Linked DNA regions of Mus musculus: region 2 is linked to region 1. The links are chromatin loops, found by intact Hi-C in ENCODE. Cell type or tissue: left cerebral cortex. All regions are shown on one strand.

Region 1 (8,000 bases):
ACATGTCTGGTTCTAATCTGGACTGAGTCATGATAGCCTAGCTGTTACCCTTGGACATTCTGCATAAGATCTTAGTTACTTCATAGAGCAAATGAGCATAATAAAGTATTGTGACACTTAGGGACAGTGTTCAGATGCAATATTCAGTTATAATTGACATACTTGGTCCTCTCTTTCCACTGGTTCCACATCTGTGAATTCAACCATGGGTGGGAAGGATCCTAAAAAAAAAGTATATCTGTAGTAAACACTTGCAACCATCTCCCCTTTGTCAGTGTCTCCTAAGTAACATAGAACCACAAGTGTCTACTAGCTTTTGCACTGTGCTACCTAGGGATATATAAGCAGTATACAGAAGATTCAGCCTATATAAGGGTACATAGCTTATACACAGTACTGAACCATTATAGAGAAGGTATTGGAATGTCTGAGGATTTGGTCTATGGGAGAGGGTCATGGAATCACACTCTTAAAGCTGTATAAAAGAGCTAGCCTTCGCAAAAGTTGGGTGTTTGTACTGACTAGTGCATTGCTAGCTTTGATCTCCGTTGAATTCTGTTTGTTCATCCTCAGATTAATTTAGGGATCATAACTCTTTGCCTGTTTGGTTAGGCAGATCACTTCCTGCTTCGAGTTTGAGTTCAAAATAGATTAGCCTTTCTTTCATTCTTTGATTCAGGCTCTGCAAGCTACATCACTGTCTAGTCAGGCATCATTATAGTGTACCTTGGCACCACTGCAGTGCACCCTGGAACCAGCAGAACAGCCTGCCACCACTGCACAAAACCCTAGCATCACTGCAGAACACGCAAGCACCATTACAGAACAGCCTGGCACCATTGCACTATGTTGCAGAAAATATTTTTAAAATCTCAGTGCAGTGTTCCTTCTTATCTTAATGGCTTATGTTCTCAGATGAAAGACACACACACAGCCTTTATATTTTAATATGCCTTAGGCAGCACAATAGCTGGACAACTGCCTACCCTCCATGTTGTTAGAATCTGTTTTCTTACTGATAACTCCGAGTTACTACTTATTAATTTCTGTGTTCGATCTGGGCTGAGTAGTACACCCTGACCCCATTTCAGTACACCTTGGCCCCATTGCAGAACACCCCAGCACTTTGGAGAACACCCTAGCACCTTGGAGAACACCCTGGCCCCATTGCAGAACACCCTGGCATCTCTGCAGAACACCCTGGCCCCACTGCAGGTGCAGCTATCCCAGAGCACTTCTGCTTCTTCCGGGTTTGCCCAGTGCCTGTCACCTGTGTTACCATGTTTGCTTCTGCAGAAAGTGACAGGACCTGGAAATCACAACTTCATATCTATCTTGGCATAGAAGGAAGTCTCTTCCTATTGCCACATGCTGGAAACTTGAGCTCATGTTAGTCACAATCCACCAAAGGTAAAAGAGAGATGTGTAAGCTACATGTCTTCTACTTTTTCTGGTCTTTAAAAATGGAATGACTGCCATCGTACCTAGATTTTATCTAACAATCGAATTATCAATACAATTATTTTTGGTGACTGCTTTTCTAACTTTCTTATAATTTAGTTATAAAACTCTATTGTTAAAATTCTTTTACCTAAGTATGTAATATTAATACCTCACAGCTCTTAGATGCTCTTAAAGCGGGATGATGGAACAAAGAAAGGAATTTACAATCATTTAAACAAATTTACTTTTATGATCTTGATTTCCATTCTGCGCAAGCAGCCAAACACTCCAGATAAGCCGTGTTTCTTTCCACTCATATTTTCCCAGAGCGTGGTCCTCGGAACAAAGGGGAAACTTTACCTAAAGGTCAGAACACAGAGAGCACAATAGGAATGTAGATGTGGAATATTACGTCCTCATTTGGAGCATCAGGAATTGTTCTTCAGGGTGTCCTTCACGGTTATTGCGAATGAAGCCTTACCTAATGCAGGCGAGAATATTTCCAGGAAGTGTAGGTCTGGGTGGTAAGGGATGCCTCACACGGTTTTATGATCAGAGAGAGGAGAAGAATGAGGGTCAAACAGAGAGTGAGGGAGAGGCTAGGCAATCAGGAGCCAGGCGTCATCTACCCCACCTCCCCAGAGCCTCCCATCTATTTCCTCCTTCCCAGTGTTCACAGCAGCCGTCCTACTTAAGGGCTTCATTACCTCTTGGCTGGGCAATCACAATCCCCTTCTACTTGTTCCTCCTACAACAGAGTGTAGAGTGCATCGCGAGCTGACTCATAGACCTTAAATTGTTCCCCTATTCCCTATCAAAATACAAATGTCCTGGCCTCTGGGGCCCTTGGAAATCTCACACCAAACTACTTCCCTACCCCTGGCTCTCATTTCTCTTCTCAGAGAATTGTATGCTACTTACACACTCAAATGCTTCATAGTCTACAAATCAGCCACCTGCCTGTCTGCCAGCTGATCCTTAATGTGCCCTCAGCTTTCATTATTCTCCGTCCCAATTATGCCTCCCCACTCAGGACCATTCCGATATTCGGAGCTCAATTTAAATGTACTCCAGAAAACGTCTAGTCCCGTGGCTGTCTTTCTTTTGCCCTGCATGATGCCTGTGTATGTTCCTCTGTCTGAAAGTGTGTACCCTGAAGTATGTGATTGTTTTATTTCTCTCCCCTAGTGTTTTTTTTTTTTACACAATTGGTACTCAGAAAAAAAAATGCATACGATAAGTGAAAGCATTTGAGCTGCGTCCACTGTGGTCTTCCAGCACAAGAATCCAAAAGGGAAACCTTTGACCCTTTGAGATTGATGACAAAAGTCTCGCTGCCCACAAACTGGCAGAGCATCTCCTCTGCATTCCCCATGCCATGAATAGAGTTGGTTTTGTGTGGAAGGAAGGAGGGCTGGCTTCAAAGATCTCTTTCCAGACTTTGTGTGAAGCCTCCCTCTATTAGAGTTAAGGAGCCTCCTGAAGTAAGAGGGGAGAGATGAGTCTCCCTGAGGAATCTCCTAAACTCTGAGGAAAATCTCCTCTGGTTGGAAGAGTGAAAGAGCTGGACTCCTAGCACGTGATCAGATACTAATTTCTTCTTTCCTGCCCATTTCCCTTCTCCCTGATCCATTGAGCCAGTCAGTCTTCACTCCTGGACGAAGGTGGTCTTAGATGCATCTTCTGACACACTGAGGTATTGAGTATATATATTGCCTTCTTTCCTGAAGTTAGAAGCCTGTTGCCAAGAGAGTTTACAATGAGCTTCTTTTATTTCCTTATTCTTCCTTCCTGCCCTAAACAGGCTCAGAGCAAGGGAGAAGTGGGGTGGAGATGCAGAGCCTCTGTGAGAGGTGTGTCCTCGCCTGACTTCCGGCTCTCTCTGTGCAGAAGGACTTGTTTGCACAAACCCTCCAGACAACTCCGTGGCGAGCCCTCTCCTGTCGACAATTCCCGATGTTGTAGCTTTGCCCCTCCTGACAGGGACTGACCTTCAGTGATCCATGCATCCTTCCCTTCCCGAGACACAGCTCATCCCTCTAAGTCTGGGACAGGGTTCTTTTTTATTCCTTTGTAGTTGTGGCAAAAATAAGCACGACATGGAACTTACTATTCCAGCCATTTTTCAGCACTCAGTTCAGTGGGTCTAAGTGCTTCACATTGTTGTAGAGCCCTCACCACTCTCTGTCTCCCAACCTGAGACAACATCCACAGCACATCTAACTCAGCTCCCTGTCACCCATGGCAACCACCCCTTTGCCCGTGACTCTGATTTCACTAGGAAGCTCCTGTACATAGAATCACGTGTCCCCTTTCGACCACCTTCACTTCACTGTGACCCATGCTGTTCTAGCTGCTAAGGATGGAGCAGTGGGAATATAAGTGCTATTTATTATACTCTAGCAGAAAACGGGAATAGGTAAACAAGATACCAAGAGAGCGTCACAGTAAAGTGCCATACAGGAAACTGTGTGATGTCTGGTGAGGCTGCATGCAGGAACTATTTGCTGAATGAATCAAATCCAAGAAAGTACAGGCAAAGATTATAATCATAAAGTACAGGAAGAATCTCCTTCCAGCACACACTGTGGGGTGCCACTCCTGGGTGTTGACAGTAATAGTTACAGCAATTCCTGTCCCCACCCTCATTCAGGGCTTTACTTGCAATAACTTCCCCAAGCCCCTGGGTGAAAGTCAATTCCTCAGAAGTAGGTGCCAGTTCAGAAGCCAGAGGACCAGGAAGGGATTGATTTTCTGATTAGTGCAGATGCCTGGTCTCCAGGAAAGCGCTTTGACACCAGAGAAGGAATAGCACCCTCGTGGGGCGGCTTGAAGAACAGCTCTTTCCTGTCTTTAAGCACTATAAAGCCAATTTTATTTTGTTGTTTTGGTTTGGTTTGTTTGTAGATACCATTGCATCTGTCTAATACTTAACAAAATTCCTCAGATCCAATATTCAGTCTTAGGGAGGGCTCCTGTGTTTTCCTTTAGGTGTTGTGGAAAGCAGAGGACCTCTATCAACATCCAACCAGATACTATTTTTTAAGTACATCTTATTTTAGAGCATTTTTTTCACTTTTCATTGTGTTTTATTTTGAAGATTTGTTTTCTTAATTATGTGTCTGGCTGTATGTACACATGAGAACGTGTGAGCACAGCGGCCAGAAGATGGCATTGGATCCCCCGGAGCTGGAATTACGGACGGTCTCACACTGCCTGGTGTGGGTGCTGGGAACCGACCTTAGGTCCTCTGGAAAAGCAGCTGGTACTTTTTTTTTTTTTTTTTTTTTTTTTTTAGTTTTTTTAAGATAGGGTTTCTCTGTGTAGCCCTGGCTATCCTGGAACTCATTTTGTAGACCAGGCTGGCCTCAAACTCAGAAATCCGGCTGCCTCTGCCTCCCAAGTGCTGGGATTAAAGGCGTGCACCACCACGCCTGGCGTAGCCAGTACTCTTAATTGGAGCTCTCTCTCCAGATCCCTACACGTTAGAGAGTGATTTGTTCTTATTGGTTAAGAATGTCACGCATATATGCCATATGTAGAACAATTTCATATTAATAGAAAACTTAGAGAGAGAATGTAGCCTCCCCTTGTACCCCGCATCATGTTTCCTCTACCTTTACCATTGTACATTATTATTATTACTGTGTTTGCTGTAGTTGATGATCATTGCTGTACTCTGTCTCCTAGAGGGCTCCTTTGTTCACCTTTCCTGATTCTTTACCAAATACCTTTCCTGTTCTGGGTCCCAAGATTCCCTGTTGTCTTTAGATATCATGCTTTAAGCTTCTCTTGGATGTCCACATTTCATGATTTCCTTTTTTAAAAAGTATTATGGCTTGTTTTGGAAGGGAGTTAGTAATTTTCTTATTTTTTTCTGAGAACTTCACACATGACCACTGTATCTACATCACTCTTGCCTCTCCCTCTCTCCCTTAAACTCCTCTCTGGTTCCCCCTCCCCCAAGCTCATTATCATTTCTTTATGTTACACACATGCATGCATACACGCACACACACACACTTTAACCTACCTAGTCCACTTAGCTTTGATTGTATGTCCATGAAACAGTGTTCCAGAGTGAGCACTTCGTATGTCTCTCTATCGGGATTGGCTGCCGTTTTCTCAAGCTTAGACTCTGATTCTAGACGATGGTGAGGACGGCCATGGGTGACATGGGTGGTTCGCATCAGAATGACTTACCCTTGACCTTGACACCCTGGCTGAAGTAATGCTCTCAGGCTTCCCACTGCTGCTCTGAGCTGCTCTGATACCTTCTTTCCTTAACTGCACTCTTTGGATATGCAAAGCTATCCCCAACAGTGGAGTGCTATGTTCCATTTCCTTGAGGGGGAACTAGCTACTCAAATTACTTAGTATTTGTTTTCTGCATAATCTTCCCAATTTTCTATAAATCTCTTTATCTCTCTCTCATTTGGGGGTTATAATCCATTATTGCTTTATTTATCAGATACTACCTATGTCAGAGCCTAAGAAAACAGTTTCTTAACAACCAAAAGGGAGTGTGGAGGCTGGAAGATGATCCAGTCACTACAGCATTTGCACAGGATCATGAATACCTAAGTTTGATCCCTAGAAACCATGTGCAGAGCTGTGTAGTTCAAGTGTGAGCTTGCCATCCCAGCACTAGGAAGGAAGAGACAGGTCTATCTTGGGACTCACTGTCCAGTCTAATTGGTAAGCCCCAGGTCAGAGGGAGACACGGTCTTAAAAATACAAAATAGAAAGTATCTGAGGAACAAAACTCAGGGTTGATCTCCACGGGTACTGAAAACACACATGTACATACATGTGTATACACACATGTACAGATATGCACAATGTACATATATGAGTACACATGCAGAAAGTATTTACTGATGCTGGAAATGAGTAAGTGCTGCATTTCTAATAATCCTGTCATTATCCATGTACCTCAAACACTTTAGTGGGATCTATGAGTTCTGCATGACACTGACATTAATGTACCTGTCTTAGTCACTGTTCTGTTGCTGCGAAGAGACGCCATGACTAAAGCAAAGCTTATAAAACAAAGCATTTCACTAGGGGCTGGCTTTCAGAAGCAGATGAGTCCATTATCATCATGGCAAGGAGCGTGGAGGCAGGCATCACAGGCATGGTGCTGGGAAAGTAGTTGAGGGCTACATCCTAATCTGCTGCCAGAGAGAGTGAGCTGGACCTCACGCAGGCTGTTGAAACTTCAAAGCCCACCCCCAGTGACACACTTCCTCTAACAAGGCCACACCTACTCCAACAAGGCCATGGCTCCCAGTCCTTCTAATCCTTTCAAATAGTACCACTCCCTGGTGACTAAGCTCTCAAACACATAAGCCTATGGGTGCCATTCTTAGTCAAACCACCAACATAACAGATCACCTACTATATACAAAACACTTAATCCTTACCAAAACATATCAGATACTTCAAAATGACATGAGTCACAGTATAATGCTTCACATAATTTCAGTCTATAAGAGGACAGACGAGAGGGAAAGTGTGATTGCTGCCCTGTGTGACAAGTCTGGGGTAGAAGTGGGTACCACGTGCAGAAGAAGCATCTAATTCAGAGAGCTTTATCACAGCTGGCTTGCCGAGAAGGTAACTTCCAAGCTGTACTTTGAAAGACAATTCTCAGGAATTTACCAGGGAGAAGGAAAGTTGCAGGTGAGAATGTAGAGGACTCTGGTGACAAGCTGTCAGAGCCACTGAACATCTCTGCACACCAGGATACGGGCAAGCATGGGGCTCCAGAGGGTGGGTCTCGAAGGACAGTTATGATGCATGGAGGGACTTGAATTTGACTCTAAGAGAAGTAGAGAGTGATTGAGCAGCCTTCAGCAGAAGGGCCATGTGATTCGTCTGGCATTTTAGAGGGATCATTCTGCCATCTACAGAGAGATTCGTGCCGCTTCTTTATAAACACAACTGTGTTTCTAACAAGAAGTTGACTGCGTTCTCACTTTATCTCCTGCTGAACAACATTTGGTGGTTTTCCCAAATCAAATCCATCTTTATAGGATTTGTCACCACTGCTGTGGTCTAACAAATGTGCTTCAGGATGGTGGACCAAGTTCCCAAACACAGCAGATGTTTGGAGGAATGAAACATGGTTCCCATGGAAACCTTAGGAAGTAACTGTTACTTGCATGCACGGATTCTGGCGTGCCTGGAATTTTTTTTTCCCCTGTGTGGTATGTGTTTCTGTTACTTCAGTTTTGGGGTGTGATGATTTGGGTGCTTATGAAAGTGTTTCATTAACTGGATGTCTGTATTTGTGCCCAGCACTGTGTGATGTGACTTATAGAGCAATCTCCTAGAACCTTTACCAAAACACACAGAGAAGACAGCCAGGTTCTCACCTGACTAGTGAGCAGATGGGCGGTCATCTGGGTCTAGGAACTTGCTGAGATAGGTTCTGTGGCTTGCATCGCTCAGCTGGCTGCAGATCTGAATCCAAACTCAGGTCTGAGTTTCAAGGACCCATGAAGTCAGCTGGGATGCAAAGGGTTGTTTGAGGACTGTCTTCTCAGTTGAAG
Region 2 (8,000 bases), 140 kb before region 1:
AAAAATTCAATTCTACTAGCAACAAAGCCTCATGCTTTGGAAGGCAACTAGAGACCTCTAGGTCACTGTCATAGCCACATTTGGAGTATGTTTTTCTGAAGACCTCTGTAATATAAATTTATTTTTTAATAAAAAATATTATTTTATTTGTATGGGCATTTTGCCTGCACATACGTATGCACACCACATGTATGCTTTGTGCCTTTAGAAGCCAGAAGAGTAGGTCAGGTCTCCAGGAACTGGAGTTACAGACAGTTGTCAACTACCATATTAGAGTTGAGAGTTGAACCTCGACCCTGTGGAAGAACAGTCTGTGCTTGTAACCACTGAGCCATCTCTCCAGTCCTCATAGAGCATCCACTGTTCCCAGGGCAACTACCTGCTCCTTGATAACACATGAAGCCTAGGTCCCTGAACACGCAAGCACAACACTGCACATTTTCTTTGCCAAGAACTGAATGAAACTGTAAGCACAGCAACGGCATGCATCATTCTTTGTTTTTTTTTCCCTTAAATGAGAGACTAATGGAAAGCTTTGCAAAGTGACAGGTGCATGCACACATGACCTCACAAAGTGTCTCTTTTGTGAAAGGTGCACTGCACACATGACCTCACAAAGTATCTCTTCTGTGACAGGTGCACTGCACACATGACCTCATATGTTTTCCCAGCAGCCCCTGTGTGTCCATTACCAACCCCATCTGATGAATATGAAAACTGAATGTGATTGGGGTAGAGTGTGCAGAGGGGTCACCTTGTCAGTGTGGCAGAACCAGGACAAGTGTCACCTGCTTGTCTTTGCATGGGACATGGAGACATTTGGTGCATGGTCCTTGACTTCCTATTGTCTCACCATCAGGACTTGGAAACACAGAATTTTCTCTGCACCTGATACATATATGCATATACATATGTATGTATGTATGTATGTATGTATGTATGTATGTATGTATGTATGTATATGTGTATGTAGATGTTAAACTAAAGTAGGAGTGTGCACATGCTTAATAATTAGGGGGTGGAGAGTGTGTACTAAGGAAAGTATCATTTCTAAATGGATTTAATGCCATTTCAGCCTCTCATAAACACCTGTGACTGAGCTTGAGCATTATATATGCAAGGACAATGAAAAAAGCTTGGGACAGGGGAAATGACTCAGTCATCCAGGGGTCCTCTGTGCAAGCTTGGGGTCCTGAGCTCAGATTCCCAGCACTGGGGACGGGGTGGGTGTGGAGACAGGTTAGTAATCTGCCTAGCCAAACTGATGCACTCCAAGTTCAGTAAGAGACTCTGCTTCAAAAATCAGGGTGGAGCCCAGGCTGGCCTCGAACTTGTGATCCTCCTGCCTCTGCCTCCTTAAGCAAATCCTACCTGTGTGTGCCACCACAGTTATTCTTGATTCTTTGTGGGATGTGGTTATTCTTTTGAATTTGATTTGGCAATGATTATACAATGTCTTTTTTTTCCAATCCGATTTTTTGGAGTATCAATAAAATACTGGGGCAAGAAAAAAAGCAAGAGAGGGATTGGGAAGTGAATGAGGTACGCGTGTGCTGTGCGTGAGGTGAGTGGAGAGAATGTGAGAGACAGAGTGTGAGCAGGAGAGTGTGTGGAATGTGTGTGTGTGAGAGGGAAAGGAAAGTGCATGTGATGTGTGTGTGAAGAGTGTGTGTGTGAGGAAAGGGGAACACACAGAGGTGTGCAGGACTGTGGGAGTTCCAGAAAAGAAAAGTGCGCAGGAGAAAAGCAAAGTGCGCAGGAGAATGCAGAGTGTGTGCAGCCTCAAGCCGAGAGTGGGTGAGTGAGAGAGAAAGAGAGCAGAGAGCAGAAAGAGAGAGAGAACACACACACACAAGGGGGGGGGGAGGAGCAACTTTATGCCTTGAAAAATTGCCTGTCAGTTTGTACCTGAAAAAAAAAACCCAACAAAACAAAACAACCCAGGGTGAAGAACTATTAACAAAGACTAACGCTGACCCCCACACATACATGCACCAGCATATATTCACACAAATACTTCTTCAACACACACACACACACCCCAGCTAGCAGTTGAGAATCACTAAGATATAATGACTCTATGCATATATACTCACAGGGTAGATAACTTATCATTTTGTTCCATGTTCTCCTCACACCCAACCTATCTCTAGCTTTTTATTTTTCTAGTATTTTAGTATTTTTTTTTTTTTTTGTAAAAAATTCTACTTAAAAATCAGAATTTGTATAGTGATTAGCTGTGGCTGGCAGGAGAGTGAAGTGTTCAGGGGTAACTTACCCGGAAGCCAATTAGGGATTCCCCTCCCTATGCTTAGATAAGCTATGGAGTGTGTTATTCAAATGAAGCTACATTATATTTCTTATTGAAGAATTTAAAATGGATATAAGCTAAATTTATGACATTGTTGTAATTTCTATTTCTAACAATCCATTCATGTAAAATATATACTTGGATATATTTTCCATTTCTTCTTTTTTGGTATTCCGTTAGGAATGGAGCCATTGCTTTTTTCATTTTCAATTATTTCTTTTTATGTCTCCCTGATCTGCCTCGGGTAATATCCTGGCTAGATATGACTGTAGGCTACTTTATGGGCAGATTCTGATCAGCTTGTCAATCAACAAAGGGGCATTTTTTTCTCTCCTCAAATTGGGCACATTCCATTAAGAACTGAGGAAAGTGTCAGAGGCACATGCACCCCATGCTACAGAAACAGGCAGCGAGCTCCCCCATGGGATGCCCAGGCTGGAGTGGAGCGTGCTAAGAGAGGAGGAAGCAATGAACAGCTTTGAAAAATGAGGTTATGTAAGTTAGAGCTGCCCAGAGACGCTTTGAAGGTCTATTACACATGGTTCTTGAAAGGAGGCTTACATTAAACAGGAAGGCGGCAATGAAATTCTCCCACTGGCGAGAGTTTGAAATGATGCCCTATGGGAGTGAAATGACACCGTTGGTTGACTGGACCTTGACTTCATTCATCTGTAAGGCACATGCGGGGTTCTGGAAGGGCTTTGTCCAGACAATACAGAACCTAACTGCAGGAGCTCCATACCTTCTTGTTTCAGATGCTGCCCAGTGGTTACTAGTGCAGCGTCCTGCAAGACCTAGCTCCATTGTGAGTGCTTTATTAGCTGACTCATTTGGTTTTCATAGACTCTGCTCTTCTTTTCTCACCCTCTTGCCCCTCTTTATCCTCCTCCTCCTCCTCCTCCTCCTCATCATCATCATCATCATCATCAGGTGTGCAAAGCTTTTTTTTTTTTTTTTTTTTTTTTTTACTGACTTTATTTTTCAGGGGTCCTGGAATGCTAGTGTAGCAGACTTTTTTTTTTTTTAAATATTCTGTTCCACTTTCTAGTTCTAAACCAGAATGAGGGACCCAATTAAGACCCTCAGGTGTTCTCCATGATCATGAGGGCGGAACCACAGTCCTTGTGTCCACGATTTCTTCTCAGAAGTTGATTTTAGATCTCTGCCAAAAATCTTCACTCAGCAAAGCAGGGGCGATGACACAACACATAAAGTCCTTGCAGATTGGGAGCACGAGGGCCTGAGTTTGCATCCCCAGCACTCAGGTGAAAACTTGGCATAATAGCATGTGTCTAGTCCCAGGATCTGCAGTTGGGGGTGGAGACAAGCAGACCCTGGAACTTCATTGGCTAGCCAAAATGGCCAGCTCCAGGTTCTGTGGGAAACACTTTGTCAGAGTCAGGTGGAGAGTAATACAGGAAGGTATCTTATGAAGATCTGTGGCCTTCATAGATGCAGGAATGAATGTACCTATACATCCATGTACACACAGACACACATACACATATGCACACATACATACATACATGCATGCATACACACATGCACACATGAACACATGCATACACACAGGCACACATGCACACACACATTCACACACACACTCATGCACACACACATGCACATATGCACACATGTACACACATACACATAGTCACACACACAGTCACACACATGCACACACATACACACAAGCACACACGCATGCACGCACACATGCACACACGTACACACACACACACACACACACACACACACACTCAGTCTCCACTTAGCATTTGGCCCGATGCCACTGAACTTTCTACCAGATGTGGAAAGAGTCTAGTGCTTTTCCTTGGCCACCATTTCTTCTCTAGATCTAGAATGCCCATGGCATTACACGTTGGTCCTGATGCTGTGCCGCACTGGCATGCAGACTTCCACAGCTTGTATCTTTAAAGAGCCATCTGTGTGAAAACCACAAATGATAAACTTGGTCCTTAGCGCAGATTTCTCATGTAAAACACAAATGCTTCTTTCTTTCTTACTCTCTTGTTTTCAAGCTTCTGCCAAGAGCAGATTACACACATATTACTGGGTCTAGTAAGGTTTATTCTTCGCCTGGCCATGCACAGAGCAGTACGTCACCCTCCTTGAAACTACATCTATACCAATTCTAGCATATAAAACACTGTTCTCTTTATTCTGGAAGTACAAAGTTACAACCATCCTCTGGAAGAAGATTATTCTTAAATCTTTGGAAAGATACTCTATGGCCTGAAGTAGAAACTTCCAGTTTGTTTGGAAAGCCAGTTATGTCAGTGATTTTTGCTGGGGCACACAGGAGAAAGAACGTCTTGCTAAAGAAGACACAGGAAAGAATGTTTTCCCGAAGCAGACACAGGAGAAAGGAAGTTTTGCTGGAGCAGACAAGGGGAAAGACCTGTGATGAAGGAGTACAAATATGACCCTACAGACAGTGGGAGACGAGCACTGAGCATTGGTTTGGTTTGCTCCACCTCGCTATTCTCACTAACGACGCACACGTGTGTGCATATATATTGGTTTGCCTTACACAGAGTTGCTAAACTCAACTTGTGAGAGAAACTTGCCCAAGAACTGCTTGTGAGGTTCTGCGGCAGCTTGCCGCTTCTGCTGAGTCATATGCGTTTGCTATGGGACTGAACTGCTGCCAAAGAAGATCGAGCTTGCTCCCAGCTCCCCTTCCCCCACATCCTAATAACTTTTCTCTACCACCATCTCTGCTGGGTGGTGAGCTAGAGGAGAGGTTGAACCCTTATTAAAAGTAGGCTGCAGAAAAAATTATGCCTACAATGCCCTCCGTGCCCTAGTGATGTAACTGTTTACGAGAAGCTGGTCCTGATGTGAAAGGCAGGCAGCTCATCCCATCCCAGCATGGCCGGTGATACTTGGAAAAAATGGATTACTGGAACACAATGGTTGGCAGGCCAGGAATGCAGCTGGTGACATGACTCTCTGAGAACATCTGGGTTTATATTTTGGGAAACTTTATGTGTAACTTAATTCTTATCTTCCACAATATTATGAGGAAGGCAGCTGCTTTGTTTTCTTATAGATGAGATGATACTGTTTGTCTTGCTTAGCGAGAATTGAACTAGAGACTGGGAGGTGTTTGTTCATTTTCTCATTCTTCCTGGTCTCTCTCTCTCTCTCTCTCTCTCTCTCTCTCTCTCTCTCTCTCCCTCCCTTCTTTCCTTCCTATCCTTCTTTCCTTCCTTTCCTTCCTTCCTTCCTTCCTTCCTTCCTTCCTTCCTTCCTTCCTTCCTTCCCTTCCTTCCTTCCTTTCCTCCCTTCCTTCCTTCCTTCCTTCCTTCCTTCCTTCCTTCCTTCCTTTCTTCCTTGCTTCCTTTCGTAGAGCTGTAATAAATGCATTCCTTTTATAAACAGTTTTTTAACTGAATATGTACAGTAGGGTATATTACTTAGTACAACCGGTGACTATCTACAACAGATTCACAGCACACTTAGGCTCTTTAGATTTTTCTGACTTTATCTGCCTTCCATTTCTCTACTTCTTAGTTGTTCCTTATACATCACGACATACAGCCACAAACATAGATTGGTGCTCAAATCCAGCCTGAGTCTGTGTGCCTGTCTTGTCCTTTTGTTATCACTTGATTGGGCGCCCTCCCCATCTAGAAAGAGGAAAGAGTAAAGCAAAGAACACTCGCTGCATTTACTGTAGAGATGATGAAATTTGACATGCTAGAACATGCCACTGATCAATCAGTCACTGGAAAATGTGATGGACGATTATAACAATGAAGCCAGCTCTTGTCCAATGCACACTGAACTTGTTAAAGAAATGAGGACTATAGGAAAGTCTTATTTTGTAAAACTTCACGGAAAATTGCTGAGAATTTATCTGCTCTGGGTGAAAATCATAAGAAGAAAATAGACTTGAAACTATCTGTGTTTAAATGCTCCTTTTAGATCTAAAAAGGAGACAGATATTTGAGACTACAGGTTGCACAATTTGGAAACCACAGAGCTGAAGGCAGGATGTCTCTACACTCCAGCATCACAGGGCCTTCTGCCTGACAGTGCATGTGAGTGATGCCCACAGCAGGGAGCTAGAAGACAAGACTGAGCCCACAAAGCCCTGCGGTACTTGGAAAGCAAAGCCATGGGGCAGCCACATTGTACAGGTGTGAAATCCTGGCTGAGGAGCCTCCCTAGAAACAACAGGGCAATGTCAAAGTCCCAGTTGTTTCTTGGTTTCTTCAGGGGACCAAAAACTTTCCTTTTGCCAAGGGATCAATAGTTGTGGGATAAACTGACAGTAGGCCCGTTGATAGGAGAAAGGGTATAAAGTCACTACATGTGTAGGAGAGGTCCTACTCCAAGTGTAGGGATGCACATGTATGACGTGGTCAAGAAATGAACGTGACAGAAGTCTCCAAGCTGCGCATCTTCCTTCTGGCATTTTGATCTGATTTCAGCAAGACTGAGATTATCACAGAACGTGACAAATCTTTACTTTAGTGACAGCTGGGGAAGAGAGATCCTTTTTGTCTCTCTTGCTGTTTATTCTGTTTTCAGTACTTAGGGCTTAGATGAGAGCTTCATGTCCTACCACTGTGCTATATCCCAGCCCTTTCTTCCTATTCTTAACTTTATTTTATAAAGGTGTGTGTGTGCGCGCGCGCGCGCGCACGCAGGTGCACACACATGCCACATGCATACAAATGCTGACAGAGACCAGAGGAAAGCATCGGGTTACCCGGAGCTGAAGTTACAGGCGGCTGTGAGCTATCTCATATGAGTGCTAGAAACCAGGCTCAGACCCTCTGGAAGAGCAGCAAGTGCTCTTAACCACTGGACTGTCTTTCTCCTTCTCTCTTTCTATTCCTAACTCTCATGAATTGAATACAGGACAGTTCTCCAGAAGTACATTTCTGTCACGGAGGCAGAAACTTTGTAGGCTCCGATATCACTGAGGATTCAGGAAGTGGCAGCCAGCACGTTCTGAAGAGCTGGAGGGACAACGCCCAGGGGGAAGGAGTATAGGAGGTGGCTTCCCCTGGGCTCCTCTTGTTTCATCACGGTGCTAAGCGAAGACACAGACAGAGCTCTAGGCTTGGAAATAATCGGAAGACTTTTCTTTATTCAAATAATTCTCAAGGACTGTTCGATTAGTCTCGCACGTTTATTTTATCCCTCCAAAAATGATGCTGCTTTACTGAAGTATTTCACAGAATAAATATAAAAAAGAAAGAAAAAATTGTGTGTGTCTTCATGTAAATCCACAAAGCCCTCTCCACAGGAGCCAGGAAGCCTGGCAAGACTTTCCACAGATTTTATCTGAACTCAGTATGTACATCTTCATGCCCTGACGTAAAACATATTTTACAGGCTTTTCAAACTATCCTTATCAGGAACTTGTATCTCTGAAAGCTGTCTCCTAATGTTCTCCCTCTCTCTCTCTTTTCCCCCTCTTTCCCCCCTTACTCCTCCCCTCCCTGTGGCCTCTTTTTTGTGGTCCTCAGGATCCTTTTGCATCCAAGGCCTTTCATAGACTGAGGAAATTATCTACCACTGAATACATCTATAAATCGACTGCTAAACATTTTGAAAATAAAAAATTGGATTCATCAATCCTGTTTAAAAGGCAGAAATAAATGAACGCACTCTTCTGACATTAAAGGAGAAATCGCAGAGTCTGAGA

The links. Peaks named below come from ENCODE experiments on the same cell type or tissue, not always from the same donor. Only the 100,000 strongest peaks of a DNase experiment are listed, where the experiment ranks them.
Region 2: a loop joins it to region 1, with 2.6 times the contacts of the local background. A loop is called at or near these places in 6 of 42 quality-filtered maps.

What each region holds. Positions count from the first base shown.
Region 1 is chr2:76,124,536-76,132,535 of GRCm38, reverse strand. All of the region lies in intron 9 of Pde11a (phosphodiesterase 11A), which reads left to right. Among named protein-coding and RNA genes, the nearest start is that of Gm52518, 92 kb to the right of the region's middle. In left cerebral cortex, a CTCF peak has its summit at 4,272; DNase peaks (open chromatin) are centred at 4,239 and 7,544.
Region 2 is chr2:76,263,768-76,271,767 of GRCm38, reverse strand. The region is part of intron 2 of Pde11a (phosphodiesterase 11A); the gene reads left to right. Among named protein-coding and RNA genes, the nearest start is that of Pde11a, 71 kb to the left of the region's middle. In left cerebral cortex, no CTCF peak of the experiment used is centred here; DNase peaks (open chromatin) are centred at 4,256 and 4,950.